2 separate regions of the Homo sapiens genome follow, and region 2 is linked to region 1. Evidence: chromatin contacts called from ENCODE Hi-C or POLR2A ChIA-PET data. All regions are on one chromosome and are shown on one strand. Each heading gives the region's core, a stretch centred on a gene start or an enhancer-like site at or near the end of the contact. The rest is flanking DNA. Distances are from core to core; before and after follow the strand shown. Region 1 overlaps WDR20 (WD repeat domain 20). Region 2 has its middle 79 kb from the start of MOK.

Region 1 (5,839 bases), core at 1,436-3,935:
CCACTTTCAGCAGGTTTTCCTTCCAGTATAATCTTCCAAAACAAAACAGTAGCTTCTCTTTCTTAGTTTCCATTCCTCCTTCATTCTCAAACATACTAGTACAGCCCACACTTGCTTGGCATTCCAAACCCATCCCCTTCACTAAAGACCAACCGTTGGTGCATTGTCTCTAGCGCGCTTCTGATGGGCTCTGACCTGGAATGAGCCCCGGCCAACCACGTTCAAGGGGCTGCGTTTAGCCGCAGCAAGGCTTTGAGAGGCGGCACAGAGAATTAGACAGAGGGGAGGCAGGCAAGACAATAAGTCAAACGTCAGCAAATAGCAAGATGTAAGACGTGTGGAACATCACCTTCATGTCATCCCAAAATGAGAAGAGACACACAGTCACAAAGTGCGTAACATGCGTTAAGTAAAAATTTCACAGTGACAATCTCTGGAATTGCTTGCTGCTCATCAGATGGCTTCTCCCAGGGGCCAGCAAAAGCCCCTCCTTTGGAGCTCTGCATCGGGTGGGGAGAGGGTGGCCACCAGGGGAAAGCAGGAACAAGCAGAGGGCGGACATTCTGTGGCAGCATCTTCCCTGGCCTAGCACCCTCAGTCAAGCATCTGCTGAAATAACAAGCTTCTGTTGTTCTCACATGTCACTTTTTCCTAAGGCAGCCTGTCATTTAGAAACTGCTAGCTATTACAATCTACTTCTCTTCCTTCAGAGTAGCTTCTTAAAGATGAACTTAAAAAACAGCTACACTGCAACATCTTTACCAGCTCTTCATTCTCTGATGCTGTACTCCACGGAAGGTTAGATCTCCTATCGCAAGGCAAGTCACCACAAATGGCTGTTGTGAGGCTTCCTTAGGCTAATGAAATACTGATTTCTTCATTAAAGAAAAGCTATGAATAAACATCAAGATAAATTCAATTTGCACACATACTAACACCAGATCTCATCACATTAAAATGCTGACATATTCAAATGACCTATTTTTATTGAACCCTTCTGTTAAATATGTATAGGAATACGTATTCCCATTCTAAAGGGAATACCAGTATCTCACACTGACGAAAAGGCAAGATGCATTCATTTCTGCAAAAGATGATTTCAAATTCTTAGAAAAAAATGTTTTTTAAAGATAGAATTCTATGCCTTTCTGAAAGTGTTGAGACAACACTGGTAAATTACAGAGCATTGTAGAGCAGAGAGTAATTCCTGTGTGCTGCCTAACTACTACACTGTTGTTGTTCTAACCTTTGGGCCATCCATGGGCTCATTATATTCAGCAGAGCACATAAATGATTTTAAATTTCCAATTCAAGTTGCTGAGTAACATAAGCAACAATCGGTAGAAGAGTTCCCATCCTAAGTGAAAACGGCCCTAAGTCCCCAGTTGTGCAGAGGGCCTACAAACTTCCATTTCCTCATCCTACAGAGAAACTGAGGCCCAGGAAGAGGTGGTGATCTGCCCAAGGTTCATAATGCTTACAACTTCACCTTTAACCATATCTAGCTGTTTCTCCCTTTTCAATCACCCAGCGTCAGCTAGAACAAGCTACTGAATCTGTAATGTCTAAAATTTCAATAAACAACACGTGTAGCAGTAATTGTATATCATATGACAGCATTTTGGACATAGTACACTGCTGTGTTTCAAACAGGAAGCAAAAGAGCTAGAGTGAGAGAACATTAAACATATCTTAAACATTAATGGAGATCAGCTACTAAAACAAGTGGCCAAAATGCTTGACTTGGCTTCTGTAATTCAAATAATCTCTGATCCAACCAGGCGTGAGCTGAAGAATACAGCCTCAAATCAATTTGGGTAACAGAGAGCTGATCTTCCAAATACTAGTGTGAGGAAAAGCTTTGATCTCGCCTTCATCGGAAGTTCAACAGCATTAGTTCATCACTGCAACTACTCACTTGGCACTTGTGCTGTTAGTCATTTGTCATATATGTCGAATATCCTCAAATAACCTAAAAAAAATGTTCATGGCACAACTTTCTTTTTTTTTCTCTCTCTCTGAGACGGAGAGCTCTGTTGCCCAGGCTGGAGTGCAGTAGCGCAATCTCGGCTCCCTGCAACCTCCACCTCCTGGGTTCATGTGATTACCCTGCCTCAGCCTCCCAAGTAGCTGAGATTACAGGTATGTACCACCTGTATATTACAGGTATGCACCACCTGTATATATATGTATTTTATGGAATAAAAAAAGTCTAATTCTGTTTGGGCCATATATTTATTTACATGTACATATTTGCAAAGAAAACAGTTTGAAAAGATATTCACCAAAATATTAAAAGTGTCTACCATTAAAAGAGGGGGTAATATTTAGATAATATTTTTTGCCTTTTTGTCAATAATCATATATTATATATAATTTTTTAATAGAAAAAAATAACCAAAAAAACTACTAAAACTATTTCAAAATTATTCTAGTAGTTTAAAAGCATGTCATTGCTTGGTATTAGGGTCACAGAAAAATCTGTGACTTGATGAACAGTAAAATTCACAATAAAAGGAAGCTTACTGTAACACTGAGCAAATGCATGAATGGGAATGATATATCATCAACAGATGATAATATATTCCAAACAGGCCAAATCATAAAGTTTCACACCAATTAAGACCACAGGAGTCTATTACTCATCTTTCTGTGGCATCAGTGACATCACTCAATGAGAGGAGAGAGGCCAGGAAAATTATTTAAAGAAGCCAACCATTCAGGCAACAGATGAGGAAGCCATGGCTAGTTCTTTTGTTTTACTCTTCAAATGGCATTCAGTGTTAGAACAGTTCACTGTGTGCTCTTAATTTGCTACAGTGGCAAATAAAGATAGCTTTCCCCAGAGTCCTCTTTGGGAAATCCAATCTGTTCCAAGTTTAGCTCCCTATTTTTTCTCTAATATATATTTATAATATGAATCCATATCTTTTTCATAAGAACTGAACTGAGAATTTATCACCAATTTTACAGTCTTCTAAAGATTCTAGGAAAACTGAATCCTACACTACCCTTAATCCAGAAGAAACAGCTAAAAGGGTTACACAGTGAAATTTGTTTTCAAGTATTCAGTAATATTTTTAGCATTTAGAAGTTAAAATCTTGAAACCTGAAATAAAAATATTACACTGAAAGGGAAAGGAGGTGTATTTGTAGTCTCAATAAGGGACAGTGCTGTATTTAAAATGTAGGTTAGCAGGCCAACCCACTTAGAACTGAATAGGAAGCTCCACACTGAAGGCTAAAATCAACCATAATCCAAAACTTAACGCTTGTCAACAATTCCACATATGCTATGGCTATGCTCTATGCTAAGCTTACCACTCATGATCTCGTATAATGCACTGCAGTCTCATATGACGTAATATATAGAATTAAAATTTTGCAACTACTAGCTTAAAAGTTAAATATAAAGCTATTCCCAAAGAAGTAGACTACAGAAGCAACTCATTTCCCAGTGTGAATAATTCTGTAATATATTTATAATATGGAAAAATCTTATGTAATCTAAGTCTTACATCAGGGGATCAGATAATAGATAAAGCTGGAGTGGCACTTTAAAAAGTCACCTCAGGTGAATGGTCATTAAAAAAAAAAAGTCACACTTGTTCTCAAGATGCTGCAACTCAGACCAAAGAAGTTAACTGCCTAAAATCATACAACCAATTAACACAGCAGCTCAACTCGGAGCTCTGATCTCATTCACTGTAAGTACACCATGCCCAGGAAACTAGGAAGAGCACTAAGGTAATCTAACCCAAAGCCCTCATTTCTCAGTCTCCTTCTCCTCTCACCTGTGGTCTTCTTGCTTCTACATCAGACAGTAACTACCAGACAGAACCTGAAATTATTCTATTATTTATAACACAGTGCCATGAACTACAGAAGACTTACCCAAACTCATTAAATTTAGGATAAACCAAATGACACTCATCTGGTTAAAGTTCATAAGTTATGTTCTGAATGCTGCCAGCCTTCTTCAGGAGACAGCAACTGTACTGGAAGACATGAGTTGCTTGCCTCTTGATAATTCAAAGCTTTCAAGCTGAATGTGTCCTGATGAACTAATGACAAAGACCACATCCACAGCTCTTTCCAAAGCTTTTGGCCACCTTCAGGAAAATCATCCCTTTGCCATGCAGCCAAATACTCACCAAAAAAACTCTAGTCAGCAAGGATGTATGCAAAATTCTGTATGCAAATACAAGGATGGCGGAAACAGGCAGCAATTTTAAACTAGGGTACAAAGATATGGAAAGCTAAGAAATGCAGGCCAGCCCCTCACATGGTTACGACAAAGGGTAAAGCTCCAAATAGCAGCAGGTCTCATAGACAGCAGCTGTGACTACAAACCAAAAGAGAATCTCTAAAGTGACACAGCAAGATCTGATCTCTCCTCCGTGTAGAGTACTACAACTAGATTTGTCTTTAAATATGAAGAGACCCAAAATAACACAACGTCCCCACTTTTCTTGTTGCCCACAGCAAGCCTGAGTACTTGCCCTGCTCTCACAAAATTCTTACAGAATTCTTCACCCCAAGCAGTAATCCCAGCTACTCCGGAGGCTAAGTCAGGAGAATCCCTTGAACCCAGGAGTTGCAATAAATAGTATGCTATTTTAAAAGTGTAAAGTGATATGTTATATAGAGAAAGCTCTGGTTGAAAACGTGCAAGACACTCTAAAGAGTGGTTAAGAGCAGAGACTCTGGAGCCAAGATGCCTTCAGGTTCTGTCTTGTGAGCTTGAACAAGCTATTTGCTTTTATATACCACCACTTCCACAAAATGGGAAAATGGGGTTAATACAACAGTGACCCTGCTACAGGCAGCGTTCGAGGATTAAAGGAGTTAAAATATGTAAAGTGATCAGAATCATACCTGGAACAAAGTAAGTGCTATGTAAGTACTGGCTGTTATTATTATTATTGTTTTGTTTTTGAGACAGTCTTGCTATGTCGCCCAGGCTGGAGTGCAGTCTCAGCTGACTGAAACCTCCATCTCCTGGGTTCAAGTGATTCTCCTGCCTCAGCCTCCCAACTAGCTGGGATTACAAGCGCCTGCCACCACGCCTGGTTAATTTTTGTATTTTTAGTAGAGACAGGGTTTCACCATGTTGGTCAGGCTGGTCTTGAACTCCTGACCTCAAGTGATCCGCCTGCCTCGGCCTCATAAAGTGCTGGGATTACAGGCGTGAGCCACCGTCCCGACGTAACTGTTATCATTATTAATAGTATCAATTTACATTTTTTAAATGCACTCAAACCAAGAACTACAGTGAGTTAGCGTGGAAATAAGTATTTGATTCCTTACAAAGCATTTAAAAAATAAAAGTTAATATTTAGCCACCTGTTGGAAAATGTATGTACAAATATGAGGGGAGGGATTTGAAAATGAAGGGGGTGAGGAAGGGCAAAGTTAAACCAGTAAAATTACTCTTTCCAATCAGTTAAGATTTTACTGTACTTGATGTAGCATAATTTTTTTAAGTTATAAATACAGACAGGGTGTGGTGGCTCATGTTTGTAATCTTAGCACTTTGGGAGGCTGAGATGGGAGGACTGCTTGGGGCCAGGAGTTCAAGACCAGCCTGGGCAACATAGTGAGACCCCATTTCTTTTTTCTTTCTTTTTTTTTTTTTTAGAAAAAAAAAAATACTTTAAAAAAAAGTTAGAAGTTCAGAGGTCAGAACTGTGTAGTATACCAATTTACACCTCAATGAAAGTTTAATTTCTGAGACAAAAATAGAGTAGCACATATGATGGCTCTACCTGTGAAAATACAGAGGTTAGAATATGATCTCAAAGGCCGCTTTTATAATACCTCCTAATTCTGACACATT
Region 2 (5,839 bases), core at 1-2,500, 45 kb before region 1:
TTTATTTTAGCTTTTGTGGGCACACGAGGGGAATTGATTTTGTTGGGAAGACTTTGGTGTGGCTTAATTTTTTTTTTTTTTTTTTTTTGAGACGGAGTTTCGTTCATTGCCCAGGTTGGAGTGCAATGGCGCAATCTTGGCTCACTGCAACCTCCACCTCCCGGGTTCAAGGGATTCTCCCGCCTCAGCCTCTAAGTAGCTGGGATTACGTGCATGCACCACCACGCCCGGCTGATTTTTTTGTATTTTTAGTAGAGACGGGGTTTCTCCATGTTGGTCAGGCTGGTCTCAAAACTCCCGACTTCAGGTGATCCTCCCGCCTCGGCCTCCCAAAGTGCTGGGATTACAGGCATGAGCCACCGCGCCTGGCCTGGTGTGGCTTAATTTTCATTTGAAGAACCATTCAGAAAGGAACACACACAGGCGTGTCCTCGGAGCCCTGTGTGCTCCTCAGTGACCAGCCTGGCGAGGTGGTGCGGGGCACAGGGCAGGCCTGAAGGGTCTCTTCTGAGCATAGGCTTCAAGGTGACCACGTTGTCATTTTAGCTCCTGGTGCTCAGCTGTCTCTGGGGAGTATGGAGCCCTGCCCCTGGCCTGTCAGTGGGTGCTTTGAGCTGTTTGCTGAGTGCCAACAATAAGTTGGGCACCTTGTGTCCTAGAAAGAGAAACCTGTTTCCCCATGGGGATGGGAATGGGAACATTGCAAAGAAACCGTGGCACTGGCCGGGCTGCTGGGCACAAGAAAAGTCCTAGTAAGTCCTCTTGTTTATCTGGGAAAGTAACTTAGTAATTGGGTCTTCTTTCTTTTTTGTCATCTTCCCAAACTTAAAGAGATATTTTTGAAAAAGGCTAAATTTCCCAGGCTAGTAGTGTTTAAGCCTCCTTGCTCCCCTGTTGAGACAAATCTGTGACACCCTTCCTTCACGTGCTCTCCAGTGGTCCTGGCCCCAGCCCCAGGCCACCTGACACGACAGCGGGGCCGCAGGAGATGGACCGCGGGCCACGCGGAGGGAGGGCAGGCTGGAGGAGGAGGCAAGGGCGGGGAGCGTGGGGCAGCGAGTCCGTGGGCACAGGTGCCCACTCTGCACCACATGGGGGCAAAGGAACCCAAGAAGAAGGGCAGATTCCAGTCCGGAAGTGAGGCTTGCCGTAATGTTCAGACCGGAAGTGAGGCTTGCCGTAATTTTCAGACCGGAAGGGAGGCTTGCCATAATGTTCCAGAGCAGGGTGCAGTGCAGGCCTTTCCCCGGGCTCCTTTTAAACCCATTTGAGACCCTGGTGCAGCCTTGAGGGCTGCCCTTGCTGTAGGGGAGGTGTCTGAGCAGGGGGGTGGTGCCGTTCTGCCTCTACAGAGGGCCTGGGAGTCCCAGGGGAGTCGGACGTCAAGGCCGTGGGCAGAGCCCAGCAGCAGGGAGGGCTGGGGGACAGAAGGCTGGGGAGATGGCTGTAGGGGGGGCGGCGCGCAGGTCACAAGAGAGGGACCTGTGGGTAGGGGAGTGGTGGCTAGGAGGGCCATGCCCTGTCCCCCGGCCTGGCTTCAGGGTCAGGCATGTTAACGGATTGAGTGTGTACTTGGGAAACGTGTTACTCTCTTTATGTCTATAAAATATGAAGGGAAAGTCTTTACAGTTCTTCTGCAGGCTTTTTTGAGAAAGCAAATGTGGTCTGCAGATGCCGGTGCCCAGGACACCAGCTGCCCTGTCCTGACTGTCACACTCCTCGTGGTGGGGGCAGCGGGGCTGGGGGCCCTCTGGAGGCAAGAAACAGTCCCTAAAGCAAGAGGAGGACCATCCCAAGGTCCACCACTTGAGGCCCTCCTGGTTTAGTTAGACTCGGGCGTAAACGCTCTGAAGCAGTGTCGAGCCCGGCACGCCAGGGCCCAGGGCAGCTGGGCCTCCAGGCTGGAGGTGAGCAGGGGACCAGAGCCCAGCTCCACAGGCCCCCTCCATGGAGGAGCGGCGGGGTTTGTGGCGCACAGCAGGGTTCCCACATCAGCTTCCCAAGTCCAAGGGTGGAGATTCCGAGGGTGATGATTTCCTACAGATTTGGAGAAAAGGGAAATCCTGCCAGCCACCCTTGGACTTCCCGCCCTGCACTTGGCCCTTGCACCTGCCTGCTCTTGGCAGGAGGCGTCAGGGTCCCCAGGCCGCTTCAGCTGCGTGTGGTTCCCTGTGTCCGTCTGGGCCCTGTGATGGGGGCCAGGGCTGAGGGCAGAGGGGCCAGGCTGGCTCAGCCCATAGGAGGCCACCTTGCCCTGCTGCCGGGGCCCCGGCGGGGCCTCTGCCACCCCAAACTGGAAAGCTCGTGAACCCTGGCTGGCCGGATTATTTCCATTCTTCTGTGCAATGCAATTGAAGCGCTTGAATTATCCCCACAGAACCCAGAACGGAAGCGAGGATGAGGCCTCAGCCGTCCTCCTCCCCATTCAAACACGTTCATCCCTCAACCCTCTGCTGAGCACCTGCATGCTGCCCGGCCGCAGTGTCACCCTTCTTGTGTGAGCCTACCCTCATCCACCCACCTCACCCTCCTGACCTTAAAGAAGACACCGGGCAGAAGCACAGGGGAGCCCAGTCACACCCCACACTGGCGGGGGCAGGCCTTGCAGGGAGAAGCAGTAAGCAGCCATCTCCATCAGCCATTTCCATCTGGCACTCAGACGTGCACGTCTTCGTGTGACAGGCGGCAGCAGTGCGACCGTGACCTCCCATCTGCTCTGCTGTCCCCACACCTGCGGTGCAGCCAGCCTGCCACAAGGCAGCTAGAGTCCAGCTAGACCCACCCCTGGCACGGCCGACCTCTTCCTGGCTTCTTCTGGGCCTAATCCCCGTGCATTCTCCAACGCCAGAAGTGTAAGAAAGTGCAAGGCAACAAGTGAGAAGAGCAAACCCAAATCGTACCAGGGAAGCTAGTCTTTCCAGGGCACCTGAGTGAGGGCATGACCAGCCTTGACGCTGCCTCGCTACCATCTGCCCAGGGCCTGCTGAATGCTTGAGTCCATGGTGACAGTGGTGGGAACAGTTACGAGGCAGTTAGATTTTGGAAGTCATGTTGGCCCACTTGGCTACAGAGCAGTCTTAGGAACAGCACCATAAAAATAAAGACTTATTCCTGACACACATGCATCTAGAGTAAACTGGGGCGTATCTGACAGCGTTAGTACAGTGATGGCCAAATGCAAACTGCATTCCAGAACCAGCGAAGGGTGACAGACTGGGCTGAGGCAGAGCTAGGACTAACCATCTCGAGTGATGCCATCTCGGGGCCAACAAAAGTTTTGGACACGGCTGGATCATCTGACCAAACTGCTCAAATCTTTACACAATTATTGTCCTGGTATTAAACTTTCACCTGCCACTTCCAACAAACAGGAGACAGAATAAGGAGATGACCAGGAAGATGGCTGGATTAAGAATTCTAGACTTGGCCGGGTGCGGTGGCTCACACCTGTAATCCTAGCATCTTGGGAGGCTGAGGCAGGAGGATCGCTTGAGCCCAGGAGTTTGAGACCAGCCTAGGCAACATAAGGAGACCCCATCTCTACAAAATATCAAAAAATTACCCAGGTATGGTGGCACACACGTGTGATTCCAGCTACTCGGGAGGCTGAGATGGGAGGATCACTTGAACCCAGGAGGTTGGGGCTACAATGAGCTATGATCGCACCACTTCATTCCAGCCTGGATGACAGGTAAGACTCTGTCTTAAACAGAAAATAATTCTAGATTTATTTTCAAAAGTAGTTCCTTCTGCCTTCCAAATACACCCGCAGTTCACTGTAGCTGTTTTGGGCCCTCCTGGGTTTGGCTTCCTGTATAACTGACAGCACCTAGCAATCAACACTTTAAGATGACAGAAATACCAAAGTACCTAAAACATGCTAATATCTTATTTTAATACAGAGGTCACTCTGCATGTGTCTAATTCATCCATTCTGATTCTTTCATTTAGAACAGCAAGTCTTAGTGTCTTTTATTATTTCTCTTTCTAGAAGACTCACTCCATAGTTCATGGCCCCGTGATCCAGAGTCCCTGCTGGCGCCTTCGAGTGGGGCAGGCTGAGAACTCAAGCTGTAACTAATGTCTCCTCCGAAGAAAACTAAACCGAGGGCTGAGCTGATGTGAAGTTTTCCGTGGCTGCATTCATACAAATGGTGAAAATGTAGCATACCTCCCCTCAAAAGCCTGAAAGTAAAGACATGCCCCCAATTTAATGTGATGAATTAGAGAAATAGGTTTCAGACACTTCATGGTTTAAAGTCTCACAAAATAAAGCTTTCGAAGGATCCAGTTGTATATGATTTTTTAAAAAAATAAATAAACATTCTTCTGCTTGGTAGCTGCACATTCTGTTGGGATTCCAGTAACTCGCTGAGCAGGTGTGGGATGCCCTAAACTCAGATGCTCACGAGCTGGTTTCAACCAAGTAAGAAAAATCTCAGGTAAGGCCGGGCGCAGTGGCTCACGCCTGTAATCCCAGCACTTTGGGAGGCCAAGGCAGGCGGATCACGAGGTCAGGAGATCGAGACCATCCTGGCTAACATGGTGAAACCCCATCTCTACTAAAAATACAAAAATTAGCCGGGCGTGGTGGCGGGCGCCTGTAGTCCCAGCTACTCGGGAGGCTGAGGCGGGAGAATGGCGTGAACCCGGGAGGCGGAGCTTGCAGTGAGCCGAGATTGCGCCACTGCACTCCAGCCTGGACAACAGAGGGAGACTCCATCTCAAAAAAAAAAAAAAAAAAAAAATCTCAGGTAAACAGTGTGATTAGCTAGTTCATGTCCCATGTTCATACTCACTGTAGAAACTGTGTTATGTGTGGTCACAGGCTTTCAATGACGAAAGGAGGACTCGGAGTTGTATGGAAACGTGATCCTGAAGCCCTGTGCAGACGTGCAGCTGCCCACAGTGGCCACAGACAGCTGAGGCTGTGAGGCGACCACAGAGCCCACGCCCTCCTGAGCCATATTCTTGAACAGCCCATCTCAAGTGTGACTGGTGAGGGGGCTTCAAGTAACATGGGGTGAAAAAGACAAAACAATTCCATACCAACCAGTTCAACCCAAATGTACAGGACAAACTAAGCCAATTTAACAGAAGATAAACAAGCGGTATATTCAAGATAGTTTTAATATTAACTTTTGTGAATTAGAAATATCACTCTTAAATGATGAAAATTACTAGTGAAGTAACTATTTTCCCCAATTGCAGAATTACAATATTTATACATATAATACAGAGTTGATTGCATTGGAAACAACAGTTTATTTTACGTAAAATAAACGTCAACGGGTAAAAAGGGCATCTTCACGCCGCACCTCAGAGGGCCATGAGTCCTTACACCCATCTGCAAAGTAACTTTCCACCAGCATTCAACTATTTTTAAGTGCAAACAATTTTTTAAAATCTGTGATTGCAGCGTCTGTCTTCCTGAATTACATTACGTCAGAAAGTAACAGTTTTCTCTATGAGTGCATTCAAGGTTGTCTTCTGACCACCTAAGGTATAGAAAAATCAGTGCAAAAACAGTGAAGCACTATAACAGCTGAATTTCAGGGGATTTCTTGTCCAAGAAACATTTTATTTTACACTATGTATATATGTATATATTATATATATATGAAATTTAATTACATTGAATTTTAGAGTAAAAAGCAAGAAAACTCCATTTCTTATTTTTTACTGCAGCCCCAAAAGACCGGTTTAAAATGGAAACAACTTCTTTGGGTGAGCAGCGGGAGCACGGCGCCGCAGAGTGAGCCGGTCACCGTCCACACGGCTATCGCCGACGTCCACCGCCTGAGGTCCGCCGGCTGGCACGGCTCAGGCGCAGCTCGGA

The links. A loop is a pair of places that touch in the nucleus more often than their neighbours do. ChIA-PET counts read pairs that join two places held with the same protein, here RNA polymerase II (POLR2A). Pooled maps may share reads with other maps.
Region 2: a pooled map shows a loop between it and region 1 (2.5-fold over the local background). The contact joins two enhancer-like sites. A Hi-C loop is called at or near these places in 1 of 168 maps with a recorded cell type or tissue (DLD1) and 6 of 50 pooled maps. POLR2A ChIA-PET finds 5 or more read pairs at or near these places in 6 of 52 experiments (GM12878, H1, OCI-LY7 and 3 more).

The regions. Positions count from the first base shown.
Region 1 is chr14:102,179,242-102,185,080 of GRCh38, reverse strand. All of the region lies in intron 1 of WDR20 (WD repeat domain 20), which reads right to left. Among named protein-coding and RNA genes, the nearest start is that of WDR20, 42 kb to the right of the region's middle. RefSeq lists enhancers at 1-237, 238-739. Within about 2 kb of position 2,685, at least 2 of the 41 ENCODE cell types and tissues checked have a DNase peak (open chromatin) inside an H3K27ac peak, as active enhancers do.
Region 2 is chr14:102,222,947-102,228,785 of GRCh38, reverse strand. It overlaps a transcript of WDR20 not described here and a transcript of MOK not described here. Among named protein-coding and RNA genes, the nearest start is that of MOK, 79 kb to the left of the region's middle. Within about 2 kb of position 1,250, at least 2 of the 41 ENCODE cell types and tissues checked have a DNase peak (open chromatin) inside an H3K27ac peak, as active enhancers do.